Regions from separate parts of the Mus musculus genome. Here region 1 is linked to region 2. The links are chromatin loops, found by intact Hi-C in ENCODE. Cell type or tissue: heart. All regions are shown on one strand. Each heading gives the region's core, and the rest is flanking DNA. Links, peaks and the distances in the headings are about the cores only.

Evidence for each region. Peaks named below come from ENCODE experiments on the same cell type or tissue, not always from the same donor. Only the 100,000 strongest peaks of a DNase experiment are listed, where the experiment ranks them.
Region 1: a loop joins it to region 2, with 4 times the contacts of the local background. A loop is called at or near these places in 2 of 42 quality-filtered maps.

Annotation. Positions count from the first base shown.
Region 1 is chr4:11,315,273-11,330,808 of GRCm38, reverse strand. Dpy19l4 (dpy-19-like 4 (C. elegans)) reads left to right here and starts at 8,672. Exons shown (of 19, transcript NM_001081201.2): 1 at 8,672-8,809; 2 at 13,629-13,736. The coding sequence starts at 8,794. In heart, for the core only: a CTCF peak has its summit at 8,551 (motif pointing left); a DNase peak (open chromatin) is centred at 8,618; H3K4me3 peaks cover 2,079 bases; H3K27ac peaks cover 1,473 bases.
Region 2 is chr4:11,250,510-11,266,016 of GRCm38, reverse strand. Ints8 (integrator complex subunit 8) reads left to right here and starts at 11,758. Exons shown (of 27, transcript NM_001159595.1): 1 at 11,758-12,036; 2 at 13,067-13,241. The coding sequence starts at 11,907. Dpy19l4 (dpy-19-like 4 (C. elegans)) reads left to right here. Exons shown (of 19, transcript NM_001081201.2): 19 at 75-4,702. The coding sequence ends at 239. In heart, for the core only: CTCF peaks have their summits at 11,991 and 15,001 (motif pointing right); a DNase peak (open chromatin) is centred at 11,766; H3K4me3 peaks cover 2,443 bases; H3K27ac peaks cover 1,479 bases.

The sequences.
Region 1 (15,536 bases), core at 3,667-11,666, 69 kb before region 2:
AGGGCCAGCAGGGCTTGGCAGGTAGGGGTGCATGCTATACTCTGGAGGACCTGAGTCCCGCCCTCCTATGTACACAGTGGAAAGAGCAAGCAGACTTGTGTTAGTTGTCCTCCAGTGCATGCATAATGCATACATAAAACACAACCACAAAATAAGACTTAAAAACCCATTGAAGTGTTTGGGAGAAACACAATTGATTAAGGGTGATGGAGTAAAAAATGAAAAGGAGGGCTGGAGAGATGGCTCAGCAGTTAAGAGCACCTGCCGCCCTTCCCATGTCTTGAGTTCAATTCCCAGCAACCACAGGGTGGCTCACAACCATCCCATAATAAAATCTGATGCCCCCTTCTGGTGTGCAGGTGTACGTGTAGATATACATTAAAACAAAACAAAACCCAGGAGCAGCTGAGAATGAACCCCAGGCCTGGACTCAAGTGGCCCTGCGTAGCTAGCACTTGCCAAGTGGCCCTGCGTAGCTAGCACTTGCGGTGCAAGCTGCCAAAGCAGGCGTGGCAGTGCAGTTCTTGTTGCTCTGTTATTTGTTAACTATGCAGTACTTGTACAGAGTAAATGCAAGTTGAATGGATGTCTTAGTTACTTTTCTGTTGCTGGGACAAAACACTATGGCTGAGTCAACTTAACAAAAGAAAGCATTTAATTGGGGAGGGGGCGGAGCTCATGCTTCCAGAGAGTGAGACCTCAGTTCTGTAAGGTTTTGATAGGTTTGTAATCTTGGACTGAGATTATTTACCTGAGATTATATACCAAGGGTAGAGTTCTTTTGCCCATTGCCCTGGGTTTGGTCTCCAATACAATATAATAATAATGATGATGATAATAAATGTTTCTGGGGGGTTGGAGAGATGGTTCAGTGGTTAAAAGCACTGACTGCTCTTCTGAAGGTCCTGAGTTCAAATCCCAGCAACCACACAGTGGCTCACAACCATCCGTGACAAGATCTGGCGCCCTCTTCTGGAGTGTCTTCAGACAGCTCCAGTGTACTTACATATAATAAATAAATAAATCTTTTAAAAAAAAAAAAAAAGAAAGAAAGAAGAGGAGCTAGAGAACGTATCCAAGGAGCTAAAGGGTTCTGCAACCCTATAGGTGCAACAACATTATGAACTAACCAGTATCCCGGAGCTCTTGACTCTAGCTGCATATGTATCAAAAGATGGCCTAGTCGGCCATCACTGCAAAGAGAGGCCCATTGGACATGCAAACTTTATATGACCCAGTACAGGGGAATGCCAGGGCCAAAAAGTGGGAGTGGGTGGGTAGGGGAATGGGGGGGAGGGAATGGGGGACTTTTGGGATAGCATTGGAAATGTAATTGAGGAAAATACATAATAAAAAATATTTTTAAAAAATTCTGTTAGGTGACCTTATCTTATTTTCAATGCTCTTTCCTCATGTTATCAAAGAACTAACCTAATAAATACCTATTACTAAGAAAAAAAAAGAAAGAAAGAAAGAGAAGAAAAGAAATGTTTAAAAAAAAAAAAAAAAGGCGTGTGGTGGCACACGCCTTTAATCCTAGCACTCAGGAGGCAGAGGCAGGCAGATTTCTGAGTTCGAGGCCAGCGTGGTCTACAAAGTGAATTCCAGGACAGCCAGGGCTATACAGAGAAACCCTGTCTCAAAAAACCAAAAAAAAAAAAAAAAAAAAAAAAGTTTCTAAGTAATTAAAATTTATTTGAGTATTGCCTTATCATATATCAGTACAGTTCTGATTTTTATATTGAAGCACTTAATGTATTCAGAGTCACTTTTCACACTCAGCCAACTACACACCTGTATTTGCAGTTGGGCATGAGATTTACCTAATGCTTTGGTTTCTTCTGACATCTACTGGACACACAATGCAACTGGCCTTTCAGGAACTAGTCAGTAAGTATGTATCCAGGATTGTAACAGAATTTAAGGAAATCTGACTAAACTGGGCAATACACTTTTAATCTCAGCATGTGAAAGTCAAAGGCAGGTGGATCTCTTGAGTCTCAGGCCAGTCTAGTCCACAGATTGAGTGACTGGGCAGTACTGGAAAATGTGTTACCATTTTCTACAATTCCAGCCCTTTTTATTGTGAGACAGGGTTTCACTAAATCTGCCAACTTTGCACTTTCCCCATTTGAGCCTCTTCGGGAAGCTGGAGTTACAGGCGTGTGCCTGGCTAAAACTTTTTGTTATGAAATCTTGTGTTTTTTCAATTAAAATATTTTTCTATAATATATGCTGATCATGGTTTCCCCTTGTATCCTCCCATATCTTTCCCACCTTCCACTCCACAGATCTTCTTCCACTCCTTTTAGAAAACAGACAGACAAGAAGGAAAAGGCACGAGAAACACAAGAACAAAACCCGTAAGAATACAAAACTGGGAACCATACTGTATAAGAAGAAAAAAAAAAAAGCCCAAACGGTGACATGAGACCAAAAAACAAGACAAAAATAAAGACAAAAGAGGGAGGAAGAAGTGGAGGAAGAAGGAAGGAAGGAAGGAAGGAAGGAAGGAAGGAAGGAAGGGCTCCAGAAGTACGCTTGAGCTTGTTTTGCTTTGGCCATCCACTGCTGGTCAGAGGCGTGCCCTTCAGCAGGGCTTGAGTACCAAGGGGGACTGCGTTGAGAAAAGGAATTTTCCTTTGCAAGTGGGTGTCAAGTGGAAGGCGAGTTCCTGGTCAAGGATGAGAGCTTCTGTTCACTTCCTCCTCTCATGGCTGGGACCCCATCCAGCTTGAACCTTAAGGTTTCTCCTACTGTGATAAACATCATCAAAATGCAAGCTGGGGTGGAAAGGGCTAATTTGGCTTTCTCTTCCACATCAGTGCTCATCAGCCTGGAGGCAGGAGATGATGCGGAGGGCGTGAAAGGGCTCCTCATGATTTTCTCAGATCCTTATAAAACCCAGTGCCACCAGTCTTTTCAAAGAAGGTTAGAGGGTAGAAAGGAAAGGAAGAAGGGCTTTGGGTCTCTTTAGACTACTTTCTGCTGATTAGAAGGGTTGACTTCCTAGCAGCAAGTCCAATGTTCATCATCAGAATATCTTCAACCAGTGATTCTGCGAACCAGCAATGCTGCAGCAAACAGCAATGCAGTAAAACAGCAAATGCAACAGCAGGAACCAGCAGCAACTGCCATGTGCCAACTTAGGGATCTCATATTCATACCCTCTCAAGAGTTCCCAGAATTCCAAGTATAAGCTGTTTGTAGCTGGCAAAAGTCATGCCCTTCCTAGAGCAGGAGACAAATTGTAGATGCTGTGGACAATCTGAAGCAGCCACCTATCCCACACCTGGGATTAAAACATAATCATATAACTGGGTTTTTTGTTTTGTTTTGATTTGGTTTTTGGTTTTTCGAGACAGGGTTTCTCTGTGTAGCAACTGGGGTTTTTTTTCTTGTTTGTTTTTTTCGAGACAGGGTCCCTGGCTGTCCTGGAACTCACTCTGTAGACCAGGTTGGCCTTGAACTCAGAAATCCGCCTGCCTCTGCCTCCCGAGTGCTGGGATTAAAGGCGTGTGCCACCACACCTGGCTCCCGGCAACATTTTCTTAAACCCTAAACAAATTAAGCGTTGATGTCTTTAATCTTTAATAGGGAAAACAGTAAGGCTATAACTATCTAGTCTTCAACTCCATCAGAGACCCAAGAAGGATAAATGTTACCTGAGTAAACAGGCAGTGCAGAGCAAGCAGCTTCCAAATCTCTATGACAGACTGCTGGCTCAGGTGCTCACTCACCTAGGATTCCCCGGTATCCGTAGGGCAGCCAATCTTTGGCCAGTAGGGTCAGAGTATCTGACAGACTTTTCATGAAGCAGAAATTTTGAAGGACTGGCCTACCTTGTCTCAGCAAAGTGGATCAATCAACTTCCCAGTGTCCTGCTTTTCCACAGTTTGGAGAGCCTGCTGTCAGCCATTGAGGTAAGGGGCAGGTTTTTTGCCCAGTGGCCATGTTTGCCACAACTGAAGCGAACTCCATGTAGCGGTCCTTCTTTGCTCATCATCATCTTTGAAGTAGATTGGGGATGCTACCAGGAGCTGATGTGTCTGTCAAAAGAGCCTTTTGTTACTAAAACATCTTAAACGCCATATCTGCAGATCTCTGAAGTGTTTGAGGACCACCCAGTTATCTAAAGTAGCTCTGAATAGGCAAGCATTGCTTGTTTCGAGCTATTTACTCTCTGCTTTAATTGAAAACCTATAGAGAAGGCTAAATAAAGCTTATGCTGTAATTAACTACACTAATCCCTAGCAAGTCCACACCTGTGATTAGTTACAGGTGACTGACTACTAACTAGCATTTCTTAACTATCCTAAGCAGTTTACATGAGTGTCTTTAGAGACTCAAACTTTACATCGTTTTTAAATGAGTTGCATATGCACAATGCTTTAAACAAGAGTTGAAACATATATACAGTATGTTATAGCAAATACTACCGTAAATTTCTATCAATATGCAATAATCCATACCAATGTAAAATATTTGAGACTTATTGTTGCTTTCTTTATATTATTTATTTATTCACTTTATATCTTGATCACAGCATGTGTATATGAGACAGTGAAATGATCCTGAGATTATTTTTTTAAGATTTAATTATTTATTATATATGCAAGCTACACTGTAGCTGTCTTCAGACATACCAAAAGAGGGCATCCGATCTTATTACAAATGGTTGTGAGCCACCATATGGTTGCTGGGATTTGAACTCAGGACCTCTGGAAGAGCAGTCAGTGCTCTGAGCCATCTCTCCAGCCCCACTCATAAGATTATTATTGGCAATTATGCTAACTAAGCCAATTAAAAGTATATGAGTCCCTTTATTAGCCAGCAACCAAGAGTGGCTCACGCCTAAGAGTCTCTTGGTTCCCAAGCTCAGGGGTACAGTGTTTCCATTAATTTATTTTTGTTTTATTTTTATTTACTTCATTTTTAGTTTTGGTCTTTCAAGACAGAGTTTCTCTGCATAGCCCTGGCTGTAATAGAGCTGACTCTGTAGACCAGGCTGGCCTTGAGCTCAAAGATTCGTTTGCCTCTGCCTCTCAAGTGCTGGGATTTAAGATATGTGCCACCACTGCCCAGCATGGGGTACAGTATTTTTAAAGACCAAAACCATAATTACATGTGCTTGTGCAGGTACGTCAGTGAGGGTCTTGGGGTGGCCCAGTAATGTCTGCTTTCTTGCAGAGCTTCACAGTGTTTCCAGACAACATGACAATTATTTTTGCTTACACTCCCTTTTTATTATTTTAGATGTATATTTTACATCCATTATTTTTGTTAGTACATATGGACCACAGTCAGGGTCATGAACAGTTCCAGCATGTTGCCAAGGAAGTCGGGCTATTGTGGAGTAGAAGGGCGAGATATAAGACAGAGTTAGGACAAGATAGCGTTACCTTAGTCAGCTTTAGCAGCAAGTTCGTTAACTCCCTGAGCCATCTATTTGTCCTTTTTTCCCTTTGTAAAATATTTATTTAGAGACAGGGTCCCATTGTAGCCCAGAGAAACCTTGACCACACAATGTAGCTGGGATTGGTCTTGAGGTCCTTATCGTCTTACCTCTACCTCCTAGGTGCTGTAAGTACAGGCAGGTACTGCTATGCCTGTACCACCTAAGAAAGTTTTGATGCTAGACTGCTTGGTGTTTATATTTTAGTACCAATATTTTTGAATTTTGTTTTACATAACCAGCTAAAAATATCTTTCTAGAAGAGTTTTGAGTGACAAAAATCTGTATTTTAATAAGTTTCAAGGTTTTTAGTATATCCATCTCAAAATATCCTTTCCCATGGACCTGAGCGATGGTGCAGTTGTTTTGAGCACTTTGTGCTGGTGCAGAACGTGCAGGAGTGGTTCTCAGTATTCCTGTGTTGGCTTGCAGTTGTCCATAGCTGCTTCCAGGGGATCTAATACTCTCTTGTGTCTGCCTCAGGCACCAGGGACACACATGCATGCAAAACATTTATATACATAAAAGAAATCTAAAAATGTTTTTAAAATATTTTAATAAAACATATGCTTAATTTCTTATTTTTTATTTTACTTTTAATGAATATAGGTTTTTGCCTTCGTGCTTGGTGTCTGTGGAAGCCAGAATCTTCTGAGGTACTCCTTCAACTTCACTTCTGTCATATTTTAAAAGAAAAGTTCAGAAAACTGGGTGTAACGGCACATGAGTATATGAATGAGTCTTTGCCTCAAAAATAAAGGAAACATGTCAGAACTAGTGACAACTGAGACAAAACTAGCTGTTGAGTCAAGCAACAGTCTTCAGCACAGCACAGTGTGTCCTGCCAGTTTTAAAACCTGGTCACAGTTGATGGTTCCTGGTATTAACAACTTTGCCCAAGACCTTTGAGCACGTGTTAATCTCAAAGATGGAAAGAGAAGGACCACAGACTCAATTCATCATGGCCAAATTAATTAAGGCAAGCAAATAATTATTTCTTTTTTATGTGCATTGTTAATTTGACTTCATGTTTGTCTGGGAGAGGAGTTGGATCCCTGGAACTAGGGTTACAGACAGTTGTAAGCTGCCATGTGGTTGCTGGGAGTTGAACACGGGTCCTCTGGAAGAGCAGCCAGTGCTCTTAACTGCTGAGCCATCTCTCCAGCCCTTGCAAGCAAATAGTTAAAGGAAGATTTTTAAATTCATGTACACAGACCTCTTACCAAGATGTGGCTCAAGAGTTTAGCATTGAATATGAGGAAGACAAAGCTTTTTATAGTTCAGAAGTAGGGGTTTTTCAAATGGGGGATTTAGCAAGCAAAATAGGTGGGGTTACAGGAGCAGAACATCATAGCAAGCTTTTCCTAAGGGCATCCTGAAACAAAGACATGGTTGCAAGGTGAGCATAAAACTGGTAGTTATAACAAGGTAGCCATGACAACCCTTATGAAACGGAAGTAGGGTTGCAAGATGGTTAAAAAAAAAATTGAAACAAAGACATAATTATCATTCCTGGAACAGGCAGTACAAAACCATTTGTAGTTAAGGTCACAGGTTTTATGTGGAGCATAGCCTGATCCTTGAAAAACAAGTTTAATCATAAAGAGGAATGAACCTAATTTGTCATTACTGTGAGACGGCTTTTAAGCCAAAGAGGCTGATTCTTCCAAACCCACCAGAGGTCTCCTAAATGTCTAGTTTTCCCATTTCAGTTAGGCTGGGCCTTTCTGGGTTCTGTCACAGCTTCTAGTCTCAGCTAGACATCCTGTCTCAACTAGATATCCTGTCTCAGCTAGACATCCTGTGCTGGGCCTCTCCAAACCCTAGACATGAACCTAGTGTTGTGGAACATCCTTGTGGTTCCTTGGCTGTGTTGTGCAACCTAAGTGTTGAAACCCTGCCAATGGGAGCTCAAGCGCTGGGCCTCTAATTTTCTCAGCCTCCAGTATCACCAGGGTATACTCTGAGTCCAAGGCAAGGCAGAAAAAGAACTGGTGGCTCTGGCTGAACTCCCAATTAACCAGAAACAAGTGCTCTAACCCCCCCCCCCCCGTCCCTCCTGAATGTAGGATTGGACCCCCAATATCACTAGATCAGGATCCCACAGAATCAGAACAGATCCAGAAACCAGGCATTATAGGAAAAAAAATTAGGAGTTTCTGTGAATTACTATAGGAGGCCTACATAAGAAAGGAAGGAAAGAAGGAAGGAAGGAAAGAAGGAAGGAAGGAAAGAAGGAAGGAAGAAAGAAAAAGAAAGAAAGAAAGAAAGAAAGAAAGAAAGAGAAAGAAAGACAGACAGACAGCTATCCTTTTTTTGAAGTGGCTGTTCACTCATGCTTTTGGGCCAACTGAAGGCGTGCCACAGTGTTCTCAGTATGAGTCATGCACTGCACAACAAAATTAAACTGCATTCTATTGTTATGAAATAATCTCTATACATTCCTCATAGCAGACTATAAAGTACTATTGTGCTTTCTTCCAGAATATTGACATGAGCAAACATTTTGTTCAAGGCAGTTTTCGTGATTGACACGTTGCTCTCTCTTGTGTTTCCTTTTTTATATGATAATAACTTAATTTGCTTATGTAGCTGAGGTTGGCCTTGATAATGAACCTCCTTCCTCTACTTGTCACGGTCTGGGATTACAATAGGGAATAACCTGGTACAAACTTTTTTGTAGCCGCCAAGTGTCTACTAAACCAAACTGTGTATCACTCTTGCCATTGCAGCAGTAGGGAACCTGAGGCAAGTTGAGAGCAGCCTTGGCCATATAGAGAGATCCAGTCTCAAAAACAAACAAGCAAACAAACAAACATCTACTAATCCAAAGGACCTGCCTAGAACGTCTTGCCTGGCTTTGAAATCATCGTAACAAGTCCAGGACTCGTTGCTCTGCAGTTGAAACTCCGTTTTCTGTTTGAAAAATCGGCCGGACATAGGGACTGGATCTGGCCTACAGTCTATGACTTTCTGAGACGGATCCCAGCGTCACGAAAAGCTTGCTCTGGCTCCTGCTTTCCTGTGAGGCTCAGCAAGGAGCGAGGGCGGCGGCGGGGACTCGCTCCTCCCAGGAGCATTGCCATCCCGTGGCCATCGTGGGCATGGCTGAGGCGCTCTAGCGAAACGCTCCGGCCGGGCCCCGCTCCCTGCACTCTGGTTCCCGGAGCGCCTTGGAGGGACCCAGTTGGCGGAGACACCAGAGGGGGGCGGGTCAGGAAGTGGGGGCGCGGCAGCCGGGAGCTGGCCGGGGCGGCCGCGGGGTTTGGATACTCGGAGGTTTGGGAGACTCCGGGCTGCTCGGGAGCCGTAGGGCCACTCGGGTCTCCGCGGAGACGATGGCAAAGGAAGAAGGTGAAGGCTCCGGCGTGTAGCGCGCCAACTGCCGCGGCGGGCTCGGGAGAGGGGCCGGGCCTGACTGCTGGCTGCGGGCCGCGGGGAGCAGGGCGGGCGGGGGCGCGCGCCCCCGAGTTTGCAGTGGAACCGGGCGCGAGCCGAGAAAATGGCCCAAAGTTTCGTCTCCCGAAATAGGACGCAGAAGTGGAACTTAAAGTCAGGAGTCTCGGAAAGGAAGCTGTTGTTGGGTGGCGGGGCTGCGGGTCCGGAGTTGCTCCGCAGTGGAAAGCAGGACGAGCTTGGGTGGGTTCTGGTCCAGGCTGGAAGCTTTGGGTGCAGAATGGGAGGGATCGCACCCCTCGCGGGAAACTGAGGCTGGGATCTGGGATGGACGCGCAGAACCTGACGGAGTTCACTTGTGCTCTAATGGATAACAAATGCCAAAGGGCAGGGGCATGTAAGTGGTTTTAGGGGAGGAGGAGGTCAGTTTTAGGGTTAAAACTAATGGACTGGAGAGAGCTCTGCACGCTCCTCAGGGTCAGTGCCAAGGGAATTTATTGTTTAGCCAGCAATATTTATCCATAGAGGATTTGGACAGTGAGCAAAAGATAGGAAGCGGCAAAAAACTTAGCAGTGTACGATACATAGTGTAAAAAAGTATTGGTGGCATAGTAACTTCATGGGATGTGTATGCACGATTGAGCTCTTGGACTTCATTCGCTCGGATGAACAGTTACATGTTTCATTCTGCTGGAAAGCAGTTTTTATCTTACTGAGTGGAGTTGTGAATGCGACCGTTAGTTATCTGGTTTAGATTTAAGCCGTTGAACCAAGGAGACAAGAAGGGAGTTTGAAGAATTCAATGGAAAGCCATTTTTCAAAAGACTATTAGAAGTACATGCTGACTGGGACTAGATGTCCTGTCCCTGAGGTCATGATTCAGCCATTCCTCCTCTTCCTGCAGCTCTTCGTGTTAAATTTCATGCACATTTAAGATACTACCTAAAACCAGCCTCAAAACAGGTTGCTGGTAAGGAAGAATGTAATTCCTCTTTTTTCTTTAGCTATAGCTATATCTGTGTTTGCAATGTGTTATCATTTGACAAAGATTTTTTTTAAACTTTATTTTTGTGATTAGTTACAAATCTGTGTGGGTAGGTTGATAAACCAGTTTGTCTTTGTGAGCACATTAATACTTAACACAGGAGAAAAATCGCACAGTGCCACTAAAACTTGATATTGTAAATATGCAGAAATTGCATTTAAGATGGAATTATTATACTTAATAACTATGATGTGGACCTTTTTAAAAGGCTATATCATTTTGTAAAAGTAGTTGACTATAAACTGTTAAATGATTTTTGGTTATAGAATTACAGGTAATCTAAAAACATGTGTTTTATTCAGGACAATTACTGGGTGGCAGTTTTATTAAAATAATGGGTCCTTTCAACAAATATTTAATTCCTTGGCTAAGTCTCTATTCTTTTGGGTGCTGGGATATAATAGTCAACAAAGTATAAATATTTATTGTAATGATGTTTGTGATGATAATATTTACAGCAAACACGTCCCGTGTCAGGAATTTCCCCGAATCCCTTCTGTTTACATATCGTGTATTTATTATGTTAAAATTAGGCCAGTCTCTATATTCTTGTTTGAATTCAGGTCAGGTACAGTTTATAGCTTTTGGCTTATTCTCAGGTCCTTCAGGAGCCTCTTTGTTGTCCAGCTGTCCCTGGAAGTAAATGTTCTTCCAGACGCCTCTCCTGTACTGTGTGTGCAATGGTGCTTGCATTGATGCTTCCTGAAACAGACACAGGCTTTGAGGAGAACAGTGTTAACATTTCTCTTGGACCCTTTCTAGTCTACATGGACATCTGGAAGCCTGTTTGTAGCTCTGTTGGCTCATGTGCCTATGATGGGACTAGAGATTGAAGTAGCAAGGTTATTCTTGTGGATATGTAGTCATCATTTAGTTTGGCTTTTTCCTTCTCTTCTCTCTCTCTCTTTCTCTCGCTCGCTTTCATTTCCTTTGGTTTTTTGAGACAGGGTTTCTCTGTGCAGCCCTGGCTGTCCTGGAAGTGAACCTGTAGACCAGGCTGTCCTCTGCTGGAATTAAAGGCATGTACCACCCAGGACTTAATAAGCTCTGTTGCCTAACTATATCATCACCATAACATTACTTTTGTCTTTCAGTTGTGAAGTTCGATGAACAATGATAGAGATGAGGTGAGAAGTTTGCACTCAATTAGCTTCTGGTTTTTAGGGCCAGGCAAAAATGACAAAGTAGATAAATTGGCTAAAATACATGCGGTCTTTGTCCGGTCTTACTATGTAGCTCTGGCTAGCCTGGAACTGGCTTTGGAGGCCTTGAGCTCACAGAGACCTGCCTGCCTGAGTGCTGAGATCATAGCAGTAAGTCACCAGACCCAGCTCAGGTTGTACTGTTATTGCTGCTAAAATTTAATGCAACTAAACTTGACATTAAAAATGAATGATTTTTTTCTTTTTCTTAAAAAAAAAATATATATATATTATATTTAAGATGGTAGTTACAATTACGTTACTCCCCCCTTCCCTGTTCTCCCTCTAAACCTGACGTACACCCCTTCTTGTTCTCTTTCAAGTTCATGGCCTCCTTTTCATTAGCTGTTGCTGTATGCACATATGTATAGGAATATACATACATATAGTCCTAAATATATACTGTTCAGTAGGTATAGTGGGACTTGTATGTGTGTTTTCAGGGTTGAGCATTTGTTATTGGATAACCCATGGTGTACGCTCTTCCCCTGGGGTAGACTATTTCTCCAACTCTCAGTGTTCCTTAGATGTCTTTAGTTTTTCTGGCTGTTTTTTGTTTGTTTGTTTGTTTGTTTGTTTTGTTTGTGACACAGGGTTTCTCTGTCTTCCCTGGCTGTCCTGGAACTCACTCTGTAGACCAGGCTGGCTTCAAACTCAGAAATCTGCCTCTTGCCTTTGCCTCCCTCCAGAGCTGTGGGATTAACGGCGTCTGCCACCACCATCTGCTTCCTTGTCTATGTTGGCATGTCCATTATTGCTCTTGTTTGGGTCATGTTCAGGCAGTCACGTTGGTGAGACTTCATGGCTGTAGCTTCTGCCATTCCTAGGAGACAGAGGCTCACAGCAAACTCCTTATCCTCTGCCTCTTAACAATTTTTCCACCTCTCTTCTGCAACGTTCCCTGAGCCTTATGCATGGGAGTTGTTCTCACCAATTGGGCCTGTGGTCTGGGATGCAGAGAGAAGTTCCCAGGATGAGGGGCGAGGAGCACACTGGACACGGCTGTAAAAGTGGTGGGCGTTAGACACCACACCAGTCTACTAAGTCACTTCTTTTTTCCATGCTGCTATTTAAAGTCATTTTAGTAAGCATGCGCTGGCTTGGAAACAGTTTCAGAACATCTTTGTTTTATTCAGTTTTCAGGGTAATGCTAAGGAGCTGTCTGTGTGACCAGAGTAGCTATTCTCTTTGCTGCTGATTCTTTCCTTTGGTCTCACATTTTATAGCATAACTACCGAACTACAAAAAGGAAGAGAAATCAAAGCCTGGGTCACATTACTAACTTGACAGGGCACTCTGATCTTCCAGAGTAGTTATTCATCTCATGAGGTAATTTGGGGGGGGGGGGGAGTTATGTTCTCTATCTCAAATTTCTGTTTAAGTTGGAGTCTCTTATTTTCTCATTTGGAATTTAACTTACTAGTTTCGAAGTAACTTCTGTATTACAGTTTTTAAAAAGTAGAGACAGAGCCGGGCGTGGTGGTGCACGCCTTTAATCCCAGCACTCGGGAGGCAGAGGCAGGCAGATTTCTGGGTTTGAGACCAGCCTGGTCTACAAAGTGAGTTCCAGGACAGCCAGGGCTATACAGAAAAACCCTGTCTCGAAAAACCAAAAAAAAAAAAAAAAAAAAAAAAAAAGTAGAGACAGAAAAGATAAGCAGTTTGGTATTACAGCATTTTTTCCAAGCGCTTCCCATGATGTTATAGGATTGAAAACTAGCACCTCCGTGTGTCAGAGTCCACGATGACCCCACAGCTGCGGGAGCCTGTAGAGCTTCCGGGAGCACACTGTGAAGAAGGAGAGGCTAGGCTCAGCACTCAAGCATCCTAGTATGTTCAGGACCCTTTGTTTAGTCCCAAATTCTGGAAAGAAAAATGATGTTGCATGCCTGTAATCCCAGCATTTAGAAGGCTGAGGCAGGAGGATCATGTGTTTGAGGCTAGTCAAGAACCTGCCTTTAAAAAGGAAAAAAAAAAAGCCATAATTTTATGATGAATCCATTGTATTTTGAACAAAAATTGTTCGTCTGCAAATGATGGCTTTCATAATCTCAGGTAACTATCATAGTAAGGACAGTAATCACGTCAAAACTTCTGGGAAAAGACATTTTAAAATAGCATCAGTGCAGGAGAAGACTGTAAACTTTCATCAGCTGGATTCTGAAATCACGAGTTGCTGTGTAGTGGTAGGGAATGCATGTTTGTTGTTTCCAGCCGTATACTGAAGACAGTTTTGAGGAAGAGGCACAGATGCTATGACACTGCAGGTACTCCTCGCACTAATGGGTCTCAGTGTGACTGCTTTAGTCACATGATCTCCAGGCTTTGCTCTCTGTCATAGATGTTAGACTCGATTCCGTCTGTATCAGAGTTGTGCCCTTTATGGTTTTTTCAACCAGGGAAGCTCATTAGAGACAGGACTTGGGGCTCTCTACTGGGATCTGGTCAAGTAGGTAACCTAACAAAAGTTGATTCACCTGAGATCCGAACATTGATGAACACATTGCAATAATGCCTTCACTGTTTTAAGGAACATCTGTAGAACCCCGCCAAAGGAAAAAGCAAAGAACTTCAGGAAGTCAGGAAGCCAAAGCAGAGAAGATCCGCAGAACCCCAGCTCCTGAAAGAGCTCCAAAATGTAAGTCAGATGGACCTGGGTGCAGTAGCTGCAAAAATATGTTTTCATCATTCAGATGTGCACACTTTCAAAAATCATGTCTTTTGCCTTTTGTGTTTTGAGGTGTTGAGTGGGAACTAAATCTAGGCCTTGTGCATATGAGCTAGACAAGCTCTCTACCACTGGGCATGCCCCCATCTTACATAAAGATATTTTGAGATTAAATTTATGGTTAACACAGTTGGTTTTTGTGATAGAACAACCCCTAAGCTGTATCACTTTACAATAAATATTTGTACCTTAATTATGGCCCATGTTGTGGCCATGATATGACAGATATTTATTTCTGATCTGTTATATGTTTCGATCATGGCTTGGCTCGCTTGGCTTCCTGTGTCAGGAAGGAATAGCCCCTGTTTGGGACACATTTTTCTTGGCACAGAGGAGAAGAGAAGGAAGGCCTCTTGGAGGTTCTGCTGGACTGACCCACTGTTCTTGGTCCAGGCAAGTGCTAGTCAGTCCAGACAGTGGCTTACAGAAGGACACCGTTACTACAGGAAACTCTTAGAAGTCATGGTTATGTAGAAATACATAATCTTCTGTTTTTATTCATTGATTTATTTTATCACATTGGGGGTCAAGCCCTGGGGGGCTTTGAGTGCAGCTTGTACTATCAGTGAGTTATTCTTCCCCTCATAACTATCTGCTCCTCTCTCTCAGACAACACATCCCCTCCCCTGCATTGCGGAACTCTCAGATAGCACATACTCTCCCCTGCACTAAGGGAGACATCCCATCTTGTTTTGTCACAGCATCAGTTTTAAATCTTTTCTACATCAGGGCCAGCTAGGGCTCATTCTGATCCTAAGACCTATGAACTGAAAATACAAGTTATCTGCAACATGTCACAGTCCTCAACAACAGTGGTTTCCTTCAAGGACTCAAGATCTTAGAAAACAATTGTGTGTGAAGGTGTGATTGCCTTAAAGAGCAGCTTCGAGTCAGCTCAGAGCAAAGGTGTGTAAGTTATTGGATGCACACTTGCAAAACTCCTCTCTAATGGAGTCATACAGACACTCTTCATCTGTTTGACCTCAAATTCTGGCATTTATAGTTTTGTCAATGAGTGAAACTCATTAGAGGCAATACTCAGTTGTTTGTTGTTGTTGTTGTTTTAAACCAAAACCAGGGAGTTGGCCCTGTAGTTTGTTTGTTTTGTTTTTCCAGACAGGGTTTCTCTGTATAGCCTCAGCTGTCCTGGAACTCACTCTGTAGACCAGGCTGGCCTCGAATTCAGAAATCTGCCTGCCTCTGCCTCCCAAGTGCTGGGATTAAAGGCGTGCGCCACCATGCCTGGCTTTTGATATTTTTTGCCTATCATATGATTATATGGCCAAATTTTAGACTCTCTGGGAAGGAAGTGTAAACCACATTGTATAAATAAGGTAGGCACAGTTAACCACCCTGTCAGAGAAGGTAGAAATTCCTTGAAATTCAGGTTTCCAGATGCCAGCCCAGAGCCTATCAGCAAGCCGTCCTGTACTGTGGACCTGCCTCGGGCCTAGCTGGCTTTCCTGTGTGTGCCCCTCTCAGTATACACTCTTAGATGGTGCGATGCTGTAAATCCTTCTGTTAGAAAGGAAGGAAGAGCTTGGAGACACAGCACAGTTGTACAGCAATTCAGAAATCCTGCTAAGCACAAGGTATCGCCTTACCCTGGGCTAGGAAATCTTTTTCTTTAATGCTTTTAAAAGGTCTTATCATTTATTTGTGGTTTTGATAACCATTTAATATAAGTATTTGAAAATGGGGTATATTGTT
Region 2 (15,507 bases), core at 7,508-15,507:
ATTTCCTAGTATAAGGATTATATTTCTCATATATTTAATACGGTTTTAATATTGTGTTTCTTATTGTTTGATAGGTGGTTTTCGAAGAAGGTGACAAATTAACCTATTCAAAATATGGACGATTTTGTCATGAGGTCAAAATTAACTATTCTCCATATGTGAATTACTTCACTAGAGTATACTGGAACAGATCCTACTTTGTATATAAAGTCAACACTGTGATTTCCTTCCAATCTTGACAAATAACAGAGCCTTCATTTCACAGACATGTTGCTTGAAGTCAAGTGCAGTTTTCTTGAGCCTGCATGGTTTCTCACAGATAGAGAGTGGGCATCTGAAACGCTGCTGTTCCTCCTGCACCTGCTGATTCCTGGGTTAGAGATTCCTTGGCAGTAGATGATGAGGTGTTGATGTCGTCCAGTCCACCACTGTGTCTTTCTGACAGCTTTCTTCCTTAGTACATGACGTAAAGCTTCCCTGTAGCGTCACCTCACAAATCTTACTTCAGAATATCAGTCTTTATTTGAATATTTTCCAAGGTCAGTGTTTACTTCAAAAACATAATTTTCAATTAAGTACTTCATGTGATTTAATTCTATGATACAAGAGAAAATTCTCCACGGAAGTCTGTAACAGATGTAATTATTTTACAGTATTTTAAAAATAATTGAAATGTTAGTTAAAATTATGTGACATTTAAATTAAAGTGGAAAAAACATAAAGGGAAGTTGATTGTTTTTATGATGCTGTTCCTGTCACCTGCTGCTCAAGTGATCGAGCACATCCTTAGGGGAACAGGACGAACCCATACATTTAATTGTTTCATGACTATTACATGATTGCCTTTTCTCACTTATACCCTCTAAGTTGATAACAATTTAATCATGCTAAGACAGCAACTCCTGTTAATAGACACATACGTACACATGTAAATGAACATTTAAAATAATTTTATAATTGTTTTGGATGTGGAGCATACAATCTAGCCACATTTTCTCTGAACATATTAACACTATCACAACAACAATGTGTGCACTAGCGTGCAGCAGTTTCTGGAGATGTATGCAGGTGCTTTTCAGTGTAAGAGCAAACCACTGAGAGTTGAGTTAACTTCTCCACAGTTCAGTGCTATAAATGCTACGTTCCCTCATGTATTTTCATGTTTTTATCATTAAAGGAAATTGTAAGCCAGTGTGGTGCCTCACGCCTTTAATCCCAGCACTTTCGAGGCAGAGGCAGGTGAATCTCTATGAGTTTGAGGCCAGCCTGGCCTACATAGTGAGTTCCAGGACAGCACACAGAGCACTATAGGTAAAACCCTGGTGGTTTTTTGAGGGGGTAGGGAAGAAATTCTAAATTAATATGGCCTCATAAAGAGATTCAGGATAGATAAAAGCCTGTAGAGAAATGGTTTTAATAAGATGCATATTTAACTTTACATGATAAAATTGTTTTGTGAACAGGTTCTATAATTTTATTTTATTAGAATGCTATAAAATTGCATTTTAAGAACTCCAAATTAGAAAGAAAAATATTTCCTTTTTTTTGGTAATGTATATGTACAATTTTTTTCAAGTGTGTGCACTTAGAGTAACGTCTAGAGCTTAACTGACATCTGTTCTCCCCCCTCCTCCCCGTTTAGTGTAAATGGTCCTGTTCACTAATGGTCCTGTTCACTAATGTTCATGCTTATTTTGACTAAACATGCAGCTGTGGCACTGTATGTCTGATGAACTCTGAATATCTTGGTAGTCACTAGTGTTTAACATCAGGCTTTATGAAAATTACCAGCTACTCAAATACACACTGAGTACTCATGTGGTCATTCTTGTGATCAGAGCATGCAGAAACAGCTTACATATTGTAAAGGGGGAAGTATAAACCGTATTTCCCTTGTAATACGATTTTTTTCAATTCCCTTATAAAATGAATTGAGTTTTTGACATAACATGTGCTAAGTTAGTTTTAGTTTTTGTTCTGTTTGCTGTATCAGTAAGCTAAGAATTTTTTTATTAAAAGTTCATAATTAGTCCCAGGCATGATGGTGAACTCTTTTAATCCCAGCATTCAGGAGGAGCAGTAGCAGGCAGTTCTCTGGGTTCGAGGCCAGTCTGGATTACATAGTGTGTACCAGGATAGCCAAAGCTACCCCCACCCCCCCAAAAAAGGTTTAAAATTAATTTTTCATTCAGCATCACCTGAAAGAAGAAGTATTATAGAAATGGCACTATTGGCTGAGGATGTGTCAATCAGTAGCATGGCGCTGGGCCAGCACACACAAGTCCCTGGGTTCAGCTCCTAGCACCATGGTGGGGGGGGAGGGAGTGGGCAGAGAAGGGCAGACAAATGAAGAAAAGACTGAAATGATAATATTAGGTATCATAGATATGTTGATTCACTTCCATCTGGACTGTCACTAAGACAACACTATGTTGTTGCAAGCATTTAACTTTTTTCTTTAGTGATTTGTGGAGTAACAAGTAAAAGGTCCTACTGCTTGCTATTCTAAGTACTTATTATATACTTGGGTAACCGAGCCGCTGCTAGGATCAGCCGTAAAGCTGCGCTGAAGGGTCAGCCGTAAAGCTGCACTGAGGGGCAGAGTTTGCAGGATGTGGGTGGGAGGAATTCCTCAAAGAAAGATTGAACATATTTGCTCTTAATATAACAAACCCATTGAAATAAGTGCCTTAACTTCTTTATTTCTAAATCCATCTTATACTTTATGTCATATTACCTGTTTTCTTTTCCATAAGAAACTGCTGTTAACTTTTGCCACATGGGTAAAGTTGAGTGAGGTGAGGCTTAGGCCCCTCCCTCCCTCCCTCCCATGTGTATGCGTGTGTATGCGTGTGTATGCGTGTGTATGCGTGTCCTAGTGCCCTTCCCTACTATACAAGAGCTTCTGGGCTTCATCCCCAGCACAACAAAACATTAAGCCACCCCACACCATTTTCATGATTAGCTTCAATTCACTAAAAAGCAAATCTTTGTCAAGAATTTCCAGTCTTCTGAATTAATTAATTAATTTAGGCCCTTGCATGCCAAATAGTCCAACATGTGAAACCTACTTGATAAGGGATGTAATATGGACTCTGGATGTAATATGGACTCTGTGAAACCTACTTGATAAGGGATGTAATATGGACTCTGTGAGTTTAGTAATTTTTTAAAAATCTCTTTGGCATCTGTATCTTGATGTTTTGCATTTTATTGGCAGTTTAGTTTTACAATCTAAGTAGTATACTACACTCCAGTACTGACTTTATACACATATACACACACATACACAGAGACAGACAGACACACAGACACACAGAGACAGACAGACAGATAGACACACAGAGACAGACCCACAGACAGTGGCTTTTCTGTCTAGGACATTAACATAAGTTGCCAATAACCTCAGTGTTCTGACACTTTTCCACAATGTACATATTGAGTCAACAAAGAATGAAGAAATGGGTGTTAATAATTTGTGGCTGAAAACCATGCCTAAAATAGATTATTAATTTCTTTTATAACTCTCTTATTAGTTTTGAGAAATCTTTCTTGAGGCTTTTTATTTTTGAGTTAGTAACACGTTTTGCTGTCTCTTTTTGTATAAAAATTGTATTTTTTTTCAGTTGGGGTTTTTAACAGTTCTATGTAGATTGATCTTTTAGTAAATTTATTTTTAATGCATGAATATTTATAGAACATGTGTTACTACTTCTGTATATTTAAGAACATTTTAAAGCTCATAACTACTTTCTAATTTATATTTTAGTGTATTCTTTCTTTTAAAATATCTAGTTTTGCTGTGTGTGGTGATGCACATCTCTGATCCTAGCCCGTGAGAGGTAGAGACGGGAGGATCAAGTGTTCAGAGTCATCCACAGCTACAGAAATGAGTTTGAGGCCAGCCTGGGCTTCATCCACAGCTACAGAAATGAGTTTAGGCCAGCCTGGGCTTCATGAGTCCCTATCTCAAAAAAAGATCCAAAAATTAAATACACAGTCTCTATTGTTACTGTTTGCTGTAGCTTTAGACTCAATATGTATTAGAAATCTGGCAAATTACAGGGAAAATCAAACAAGTTCTTACCTGAATTACTGAAGTTTTTTCTTAATGTATAGAGTTAATGCTTTAAATCAAATTAGATTCAGTGTTGCAAAGAAATATATATGACAGCTTATTTTCTGTCTAGTGAAATTTCTAAATAATATATGTGTTTCTGTAATGAAAATTACATTTTGGAATCAAATGTGCTGAATTTAGTATAAAGGATTCTTTGTATTGTTCTGTAATCTTGACAATTCTTGTGTAATTCTATGACCTTTACTTATGACCATCATCTATATTTTGTGTAATAGTTGAATAACAGAAAATATCAAATAAGTTACCTTTTCCTGTTTTAAGCCAATAGCCTGTACAGGTACTTATCCAGAATGAACACAGCTGCCTTTATTAGGTTGACCTCCGAGTCATGACTGTGATGTTTAGAGTAAATGTTACCTCCTGTAAATAAGCTTACATCTCTGTAAAAGTGTAAATCGTTAGTGAATACAGATACCTTAAAGGACTTGTTTATAAGTATAAACAGTTTTATTCCAGGTTTTGTAACGTTAATACCCTTTTATCACTAATAATGTTCTTTCATGCTCATTTATCCTCCTTGTTTTGTGTTCATAATAAAACTTCTCAGATTTTTAAACTGTCTTTAACTCGTACTTGATCTTTCTTGTTGTATTTATTGAGCTATAACTAATGGTTCAACTCACTCTTTTGAGCACCCAATCCAGTGTGTTTTCAATAGTATTCACAGTTGTGCAGTTTTCACCACAGCCAACTTCAGGACATGTTCATTGCCCACCACAAACAAACTCCATTCCTTTTGGCTGTCAACTGATGCCACCCCATCCTTACTATAGGCAACTCTCACTAATCTGTATATATATTTTCTCGTCTTCATGTTGCATATAATGGAATCACACAACTGATGGTCTTTGATGTCTGGCTGCTTTCACTGGACCTACATTGTCTAGGTTCATCCACATTGTAGCACGTAGCATTCCTTTTCAATGTGAAATGTTACATCTATATCTCCTACAGGTTCTGTCTCTCGTGACAGCAGTTCTCAACTTTCATAATGCTGCTGACCCTTGAGTACAGTTCCTCAGTTGTGATGACCCCTGTCTTAGGGTTTTACTGTTGTGAACAGACACCATGACCAAGGCAAGTCTTATAAAAAACAACATTTAATTGGGGCTGACTTACAGGTTTAGAGGTTCAGTCCATTATCATCAAGGCAGGAGCATGGCAGTATCCAGGCTGTCTTGGCACAGGCAGAGCTGAGAGTTCTACGTCTTCATCCAAAGGCTGCTAGTGGAAGACTGACTTCCAGGCAACTAGGGTGAGAGTATTAAGCCCACACCCACAGTGACACACCTACTCCAACCAGGTCACACCTATTCCAACAAGGCCACACCTTCAGATGGTGCCACTCCCTGGTCTAAGAATATACAAACCATCACAACCCCCAACCATAAAATTATTGTTGTTGCTACATTGTAACTGTAATTTGCTAGTTATGAATCATAAGATCTCATGATCTTAGACAACCCCTATGAAAGGATTGTTTGACCATCAAAGGAATCTCAGCCCCCCAGGTTGAGAAACCCTGCTCTAGAGAGACCTAATAATTTGAGGCTCACAGTGGATAATAAATCTTCAGGCTGATACCTTCTCTTGGAAAAACTAACTCTGGCTTCTTTTTTTTTTTTTTTTAATGATCCCCTTTTATTTTTTTTATGTGCATTGTTGTTTTACCTGCATGAATGTGTGAGGGTGTTGGATCCCCTGGAATTGGAGTTAAAGAGACAGTTGTGAGCTGACATGTGGTTGCTGTGAATTGAACCAGGGCCCTATGGAAGAGTAGCCAGTGCTCTTAACCTCTGAGCCATCTCTCTAGCCCCAAAGTTGTTCCTTTCTTTTTCTTTTTTCTTTTTCCTTCTTTTTTTTTCTTTCTTTTTCTTTTGTATCCTTCCCTCCCCTCCCCTCCCTCTCCCTCCCTTCCCCTTCCCTTCTCTTTTCTTTCTCAAGACAGGATTTCTCTGTGTAGCCTTGGCTGTCCTGGAATTTTCTCTCTAAACCAGGCTGCCTTGAACTGCCTTAAAGTCAACCATAGGTCAAAAAAGTAGAACAAGCAACTAATTGACAGGAAATGAACATTAGATTATTAAGAAAAAAAAAAAGAAACAGTAAGGAGGAGTCAGGAGGACTTATAGAGAGACACGCAGGAAGTAGAAGGGAAGGGCATTTAGTTTGAAGATTTTCTGAGATGGTATGAAAGAGAGGTAAGGTGTCTGGGACATTACCTAAGAAGGAAGGTCATCTGGGTGGTTTCTCTGCCCCTCTAAGCTTGCAGGTTTTCACCCCAGCAGCTGGCTAGCCTGAATCTTCATTTGTAAAATCAAACAATTGAGATTTTGTTTAAAAACAATTTCCTCTTAAATTTTTATTAAAAAAAATTTTTTTTAAGTTTATGTGTGTGTGAGGAGTGTTTGCTTGCATGAATGTCTTCGGACCACATATGTGCATAATAGTCTCTACAACTGGTGTTACAGATGTCTGTGAATCACCATGTGGATGTTGGTTGTCAAACTTAGGTCCTTCCCCTGCCCTTGTATTTTGTGAGATGCTCAGGGAAAGTATAGGGATTTGAACACAGGGCCTTGTACATGCTAAGCAAGTGACCTACCACTGAGCTACAGCCTCATCTCTACGTTCTACATCTAATATCCAACACAGCTAGTCTTGTTCTTGGAGCCCTTTAGTTAGTCTGATGGAGGCTTGTGACTAAAAATCATAGACTATTTCCTAACTAATGAGCTACCTGCTTTTGGGTCAGGTAATTCATTGGCTCTCCCAAAAGCTCTTGGGAGTCAGCAACTTCTGAATGGCTAGAGTTTGACAGGGCCTTAGCAGTGTCCTATTTCTTTACCTAGCAGAGTAAATGTTCCCAGTTAGAGCTGAGTCCCTTCTGCCCATGTTCATTTGCAAAGGGGAGGTAGCACTTAGTTGGTGCTTGCTGGATCTGCCATTCTAGCACTCAGGCTTCTAGTTTCCCCTTACAGCCTGGTAACTCCTCATCTACATACTGCATTTTCTATAATACAGGCTGTGTATATTAAGTCTGAACCTAAGGCCTTCTAACTAATTAGTTAATGTTGAGTACTCAGAATCTAACCCAGAGCTTCATGCATGCTAGGCTAGCATTCCACCACTAAGTACCACCCAGAAGACCTCTGACTCTAGGGAGTAAGAATTTGCTCTGACAGGAGCATCTCTGCATTTGGGGCCAGCTTGGACTTCATAGTCAGTTCCAGGACTACCAGAGCTACTGGTGAGATCCTGTCTTGAAGAACAACAAAAGGTTCGTCATGCCTGTGGACAAATGGTACAGTTGCCATTCTCCAGCCTCATCACACCTTGTGGTGGTTCTTTTCACTGTGTGCAATGTGGACAAAGCAGATTTAAGGGCATCCTTCAGCCCACCTCTGCAAGCCAGCCAGAACAAACTGATACCGCTCAAAAGGGGTACATGAAGGTATTGTGTGTTTCTGACATGTGCCAAAACAACAGTGCCATTTTTTTTCTGAGAGATTTTGTTGTTTTTCTGGAAATTTCAATATTAGTAAATATGGCAGAGAATCTCTTTCATATAAATTCTAAAAGAGTTCTTTAAATTATCTATATTCAAGAACCAGTTTTTTTTTTAATGTCTTCTAAACCTTGTTGATTGATAAGTGGTCTGCTGTTCATGACCATCTCCCAGCTCAAAGAACATGTTCAGGTTCACCAGCATCCAAACATGTATATACTTGCTCAACTAGATGTGACCCATTGGACATTCACTTGGGTATCAGAACAAGTCAGGCTGTTGAAAAGACAATTTCTGAATAGTCTCATTGACAATACTTATCTTGATAATGCCTGTCTTATTGCTCTGTTGCTATGGCAAAATAATATGACCAAGGTAAGTTATGAAAAAAAGTATTTAATGGGACTCACAGTTCCAGAAAGTTAGTGTCCACAACTATCATGGCAGGGAGCGTGGCAGTGGGCAGGCAGGAGCAGTGGCTGAAAACTTCCGTCTGATCCACAAGTGTGAGGCAGAGAAATAGAGAACTACTGGAAATGGCATGGACTTTTTGAAAGCTTACCCCCCCCCCCCAGTGACACACCTACAACAAGGCCACACCTCCTAATCCTTGAACAGTTCCACCAACGGAGGACTAAGCAATCAACTGTATGAGCCCATCGAGGCCATTCTCATTCAAACCATCACAAAGATCTTGAGGAGCCTTCTCTGGAGCTGTCTTAAGGGTTCTATTACTGTGATAAGATATGACCAGCAACAAGTTTCAGAGGAAAGTATATTTCAGTTTATAATTCCACAGCCCTGTGGGAAATCAGAGCAGGAACTCAAACAAGGCAAGAACCTACAGGAAGGAGCTGATGCAAAGGCCATGAAGAAGTGTTGTTTACTGACTTTTTCCCTGTGGCCTGCTCAACTTGTTTTCTTATATCATCTAGGATGAGAGGTGGTACCACCTCCAGTAAGGTGAATCAAGACAATTCAGTACAGACTTGCCAGGAATCTTATAGGTCCATTATCTCTAATAAATCCCATGTGACTCTAGCTTGCATCATGTTGACAAAATTAATCACTAAGGACAGTGGTTCCATAGCGCTTTGTGGACCACATTTAAGAGCTTTATTCTTAGGGGCTTGAGAGAAGCTCAGAGGTAAAGAGTGCTGGTAGCCAGGTGTTCTGGCTCAGAATATTAATCATGGTACTCAGGAGGCAGAGGCAGCCTCTGATATGTGAGTTTGAGGCCAACCTGGTCTATATAGGGAGTTCCAAAGCAGCCAGGGCTACATAGTCTCTCTCTCTCTCTCTCTCTCTCTCTCTCTCTCTCTCTCTCTCTCTCTCTCTCTCAAAAAAAAAAAAAAGAGTCCGTCCTGCTCTTGCAGGAGCCTAGAGTTCAGTTCCCAGGGGATTTGATGACATACTTTTCTGACCTCCAGGGTGCATACACACTAATTTTAAAAAGTCTTTTAATTATTTTTATTTTATATGTATGAGTATTTTGCCTGCATGTATGCCTGTGCCACATGTCTGAGGAAGCAAGAAAAGAGGGTGTCAGGTCCCTTGGATCTGGAGTTACAGATGTTTGTTAGCCTCCTGTGTGCTGGGAATTGAACCTAAGTGCCTTCGAAGAGCAGCCAGTGCTCTTAACTCCTAAGTCTTCTCTCCAGGTCCTGAAAATAAATCTGAAGATGATGAAGAAGAAGAGGAGGAAGAGGAGGAGGAGGGAGAGAAACCAAGATCTATATTCTCTGATTTGTTGATATGTGGTATAGAGTTTTGGTTTGTTGTTATTAAGAGTTTTGCTATGTAGCAAGGCTGGCCTCAAGCTTATCACTCATTCTATACTCTGTGAACGCTGGGAATATAGGCATGTACAACCACACCAGGATTGAGTGCCTATTGGAAGGAATCACATTATTTGCTGGCATACTTACATCTGTCCTCATTTTGAAAGTATATAGATAAAACTTTAGAGACTCACGTCAGGGTGGCTCTGCCTCTGACAACTCTGACTTAACAGCACGGGGAAAGGAATGGCAAAGAGGACCTTCCAGTGATCGTCCCGTGATGTATTAATGAGACAATATTTGGCTACTGAGGAAAATTCTGAGATCCAGTCCTAAAAGCTCACCATGAGTTGGTGTCTGATCTATACACCAAAGAATTTGTGCTTTAAATCTTGACACACACACAAGCTTATTACTTGGAAGTGAGAGAGGTTCTAATGAGTTTTCCTCCCGAGGCTCAGTTGGCAGTGGCAGACTTCCCGCTGGCCAGAGGACTATATTCTTCCCTCTATGCAACTTGAAAACGTTAACTTGGAGGTATCTGTCCAGCCATTTTCTTTGCCAATCTTGTCTGCCACTGTAGAATGCTTTAAAGTTTAAAGGACCAGGGTGGGAGTTGCCATTTAAAGACAAAATAATTCAGAAACTCAGCCCCAACTTAACACGGCAATCAGTGAACACTGACTGACTTCATTTCTTCAGATTGCTGAGTTCTCCATTCAGCTAGATACTTTTTTACAAAGTGATACAAAGAAGTTGAAAGCATTAACATGACTTTATAATAGCTTTAAATTTATTGCTGGTTTATAAAAGCCTCGATTCGATCAATCAAAGGCTTGCTATCCCAGCTATTCCTGTTTTGTTTTGTTTTCGAGATAGGGTTTCTCTGTATAGTCCTGGCTTTCCTGGACCTCACTCTGTAGACCAGGCTGGCTTCAAACTCAGAAATCTGCCTGCCTCTGCCTCCCAAGTGCTGGGATTAAAGGCATGCGCCACCACTGCCCAGTTTATCCCAGCTAGTCCTAAAGGATATAAGATCCATCAGAATATTTATAGAATAGTTTTACATATTCTATACATGGTTTTATTTTATTCTTTTAAAAAGAAATCTAAAGGGGCTGGTGAGATGGCTCAGTGGGTAAGAGCACCCGACTGCTCTTCTGAAGGTCCAGAGTTCAAATCCCAGCAACCACATGGTGGCTTACAACCATCTGTAACAAGATCTGACTCCCTCTTCTGAAGTGTCTGAAGACAGCTACGGTGTACTTACATATAATAAATAAATAAATCTTTAAAAAAAAAAAAGAAATCTGAAAACAAAACAACAGATAACCACCCAAAAAAGCCCACAAAGAGCTTAATCTATAATCCAGCACTTGGGTGGTTGATTCAATAAAATGGATGCAAGTTCAAGTTTAGCCTGGGCTACATAGTTCCAGGTCATTCTGGGCTACAGAGTGAAACCCTGTTTCAAACAAAGCAAAACAAAACAGGAGAAGCATCTAAAAGAAACTGACTAAATCTGAATTTTTTTCTTTGTTTCTCAGGGTCCCTTTATGAAAACAATCATCTTTAGTAACACATATCTGAAATTTTCTATGAGGTGTGTATAGGATGTCTGGGAGTTTTCTTCAAACTTTCTTCTGGATGTATTTTGTCCGGATCAGCTGGCCAGTCAGCTGATCACAGGAACTCTCTAGAAGGACCAATCTGGCTTTGGCTTTTGCTCTCCAAGTGCTGGGTTTTACAGGAATGCCCCACTACACCATGCTTTTTAGTTTTATTGATAATGATACTTAAGGACCTTTCAGAATGGTGGAACGCGTAAAATAGGGTTTACTGTGCCTAGACTGGAGATCTGAGGAAAATTAACTAGCTTCTTATTCCGAGAGTTAGTCTTGGGAAGTCGCAGAAAAGTTTGTTTTTTTTTTTTTTTTTTCTTTTTTCCGGAGCTGAGGACCGAACCCAGGGCCTTGGGCTTGCTAGGCAAGCACTTTACCACTGAGCTAAATCCCCAACCCCAGGAAAGTTGGATCTTAATTATGTAATAAGCCTTGGGAAACGGGGAGAGGAGTTAGGCTGGAAGGAGTCTCAAAAAGGTAAAGCACCCAAGACAAAGCAACTAGATTTGGTCTCTTTGGTTTTCTTACGAAGACATCGAACTCGCTTCATTTTCTCTGGGAATGTCCAGAGAATCTGGAGAGCCCCGCCAGAATCTAGCTTCTGAAGGGCCAGGAGACTCCATGGCAGCTAAGGGGCGGAGCAGTCTGCTGTTCCCGCCCCTTTCCTCCGAAGTCTAACTGGGATTGGTCGAGAGCGTGGCTAGCTGCGGATCCGGGGCCGGACTCTGGCCGACTACTACGCCATCTTGGGCTGTGCGAGCTGACTAGAGGTTCCGGGCGGTTTCGCTGGATAAAGGGACTGGGCGAGGGTCAGGTTGGAGCCCGGAGGCGGCGGGAGCAGCGGCGGCGGGGGCAGGATGAGCGCGGAGGCGGCGGACCGGGAGGCGGCCACCTCCAGCCGGCCCTGCACCCCGCCGCAGACTTGCTGGTTCGAGTTCCTGCTGGAGGAGTCGCTGTTGGAGAAGCATCTGCGCAAAGCCTGTCCGGGTGAGCGAGCGAGCGAGCGGGCGGGCGGGCGTGGTCTGCGGCCCGCTGCCTTCTGTCCCCCGCTGCCTGAGGCCTGGCCGGCGCCGCTGGGCCCAGCTCGACGGTGCCTCAGCCGGGAACGTCGCCGCGGAGCGTCTGCGGAAAGTTTCAGACAAAGGCTTTCGGTCTGCCGCGGTCCTCACAGCGAAGGGCGCCCGCACTCGCCGTGCGGGGGTCGGGTCGCCGATGTCGCACGGCCCTGGGGGTGACTTCGTGAGGGGAGAGCGGCTCTGCGGAGCCTAGAGCCGGCCGTAGCCTTCGGTTCATTCAGCCAGGGGATTGTGTATTTCACTGTTGAACCCCGAATTAATATAAATCCCCCGAAAACAGCTGCTTCGGCTGTTGTATAGGGATACCCGTGTTGGGCAAGGAACATGGCCCTTTTCCTCTTTCGGGCATTTTGGTAAAGGTACAATGTAAGGTCTTTACCTTTAGTTTGCTCAGTTCTCATCCGAATTTGGCCTTGTAGGAGACTACTTTGTGAAAAGTTGGCATCATTGGTGGGGCAGTTTTACCAAGTGTATCTCAGTGCTTTTAGAGCTTTCCTATTGACACATTGTTAGGGGCTAGGGTGCCAAGCCTCCGTGCTTAGCTCTTTAAATAGGTTGCGGTCCTTAGCGAAGCCTTCATTATAGTGAAGAAAGTGGCATTAGCCGCTACTTTACTGGTGGGAAACAAAGCTAGAGACAGTTCAATAAAAGACCCCTGTCAAAACACTACTTCTTTCCTCCAATTGGCATTGGTCTTATCTTGAACTGGGAACCTGTAATGCTTAGTTCTTCTCTGTGAAATGCTTTGTTATGAATCAGTTTTGAATCGTCCCCAGACCCTCTTGCTTATTAATTAAGCTGGCAAACGCCGATCTGCAGCTGTCTCTGACCACACCTCCAGATGTTTCGTGCCCCCCAAGTACCATAGTCTTTAGTATACGCGAATCCTTTTGCGTTTTTATAACGAAAACTTTAAGAATTTAATTTCTTTTAAATCCTAGATCCTGCACCAGTTCAGCTTATAGTTCAGTTTTTGGAGCAGGCTTCCAAACCTTCAGTTAATGAGCAAAACCAAGTCCAGCCTCCACCTGATAACAAGAGAAATCGCGTCCTAAAGCTTCTTGCTCTTAAAGTTGCTGCACATTTGAAGTGGGATTTAGACATACTGGAGAAAAGGTATAAAGCTGTAAATGGCATTACATTTGAAGCAGTGTTTGAATGTCTTTGTTTCTGTCTGGATTCTAATGTTTTTCTGATAGTGGCTTAAAATAAATTACTTTTCTGCATGTTCATGGCAAAACATTCAAGCATGTAAAGAAGGTATTAAGAAAGTAAACCTAGACATGTGTGTAGTCCCAATAGCCTGAGGCTGAGGCAGCAGGCTTACTAGAGCCCCCAAGTTAAGAGACCAGACAGGACAGCAGGGTAACTCAAACCATCCAACTCTGTAGGAAAGCTGCAGTAGATAAACCACCCTTTAAGGTAAAGAGAAAACTGTCTTCTTGTGGTACTAGAAATTACAGCCAGGGTCTCTGTTTTTTACCACTAGTAGCTGAGTTAATTATTGCTTCAGGCGTGGTAACATGAGAAAGTCCAGACTGAGTGCTGTAAATGTTTTGGTTAGCAGTTGATTTACTCTTGGATTTGTTACTTTTTGGCCAGGGATCATTGACGCCTCCCCAAACTGTTACCATCGCTACTCAAGTCAGCATTGACTGACTTAAACGCAAATAGTTCCAAAGGGATGCTTAGAAATTTACTTATTTTAATCCTTTCTTTCAATTTAAAAAATAAAAGGAGTACCTGAAGAACGTATAAAGACAGACATAACATTTTTGTGTATTTTTTTGTCCTGGTTTGCCCAGTGTTCTGGTTTTTTAGTGTCAGACTGAGCCTAAGCCTCAGAAGTGCTAGGGACGCAGTGCCACCAAGAGTGTCAACGCTTCCTTCTATTTTTATTATTTTTGTTTTGTTTAGAAATTCTGTTTTTTATTTGAACTTTTTTTTTTTTGGTTTATTTTATAGGTATGAATGTTTGGCCTACATGTATGTACATGTATCATGTGAGTGCCTTCAGAGATCAGAAGAGGGCATCACATCCCCTGAACTGGAGTTACAGATGGATGTGTGTGGTGGTAATCCAACCCACAGCCTCTGAAAGAGTAACACATGCTCTAACCACTTGAGCATCTGTCCAGTGCCTACCCACCCCCCCCTCTCTCTTTCTTTCTCTCTCTCTTTCTTTCTCTCTCTCTTTCTCTTTCTTTCTCTCTCTCTCTCTTTCTTTCTCTCTCTCTTTCTCTTTCTCTCTCTCTCTTTCTTTCTTTCTCTCTCTCTTTCTCTTTCTCTCTCTTTCTCTTTCTTCTCCTTTCTTCCTTCCTTCCTTCCTTCCTTCCTTCCTTCCTCTCTCTCTCTCTCTCTCTCTCTCTCTCTCTCTTTCTTTCTTTCTTTCTTTCTTCTTTCTTTCTTTCCTGACATAGGATCTTTTGTAGCTCTAGTTGACCATGATCTGGCTGTGTAACTGAAGGGGACCTTGACTTCGTGATTATCTTGCCTTAACTTCCCAAGTTGCTGACATTATGCATACCTAACTTGTTATATTTGTAAATCACGTTATTGTATCCTGTATAAGGTTTTGATTTGTATCTTTACCTAACATAATATTAGCTAGTTGGATATGGTGGTGTGTACACATAATCCCAGCACTTGGGAAGCTGAGGGAGGAAGAACCAGTGGTTCAAGGTCAGCCTGAGCTTTATAGCAAAACCAGCCTCAATTTCCCACCTCACCACAAACCACCACAGTGGCATTAGCTATCCTTCATTAGCAATAATTTAGTTTGTTTCCAGTTTTTTTTTTTCTTTTATAATTTGCTTTTTTTTAAAATTATTTATTTATTTATTTTATGAAAGTACACTGTAGCTGTCTTCAGACACTCCAGAAGAGGGCACCAGATCTTGTTATAGATGGTTGTGAGCCACCATGTGGTTGCTGGGATTTGAACTCAGGACCTTCGGAAGAGCAGTCAGTGCTCTTAACCACTGAACCATCTCTCCAGCCCATAATTTGCTTTTTTTTAAAGGCAGGGTTTCTGTTCATGAAACTTGTTCTGTAGACCAAACTGGCCTCAAACTCAGAGATCTGTTTCTTCGTCCCAATGTGCTGAGATTAAAGGTGTAAGCCACCACCACCCAGCCTTATTTATTTATTTATTTATTTATTTATTATTAGATATTTTCTTTATATACATTTCAAATGCTATCCCGAAAGTTCCCTATACCCTCCCTCCGCCCTGCTCCCCTACCCACCAACTCCCACTTCTTGGCCCTGGCATTCCCCTGTATTGGGGCATATAAAGTTTACAATACCAAGGGGCCTCTCTTCCCAGTGATGGCTGACTAGGCCATCTTCTGCTACATATGCAGCTAGAGACACAAGCTCT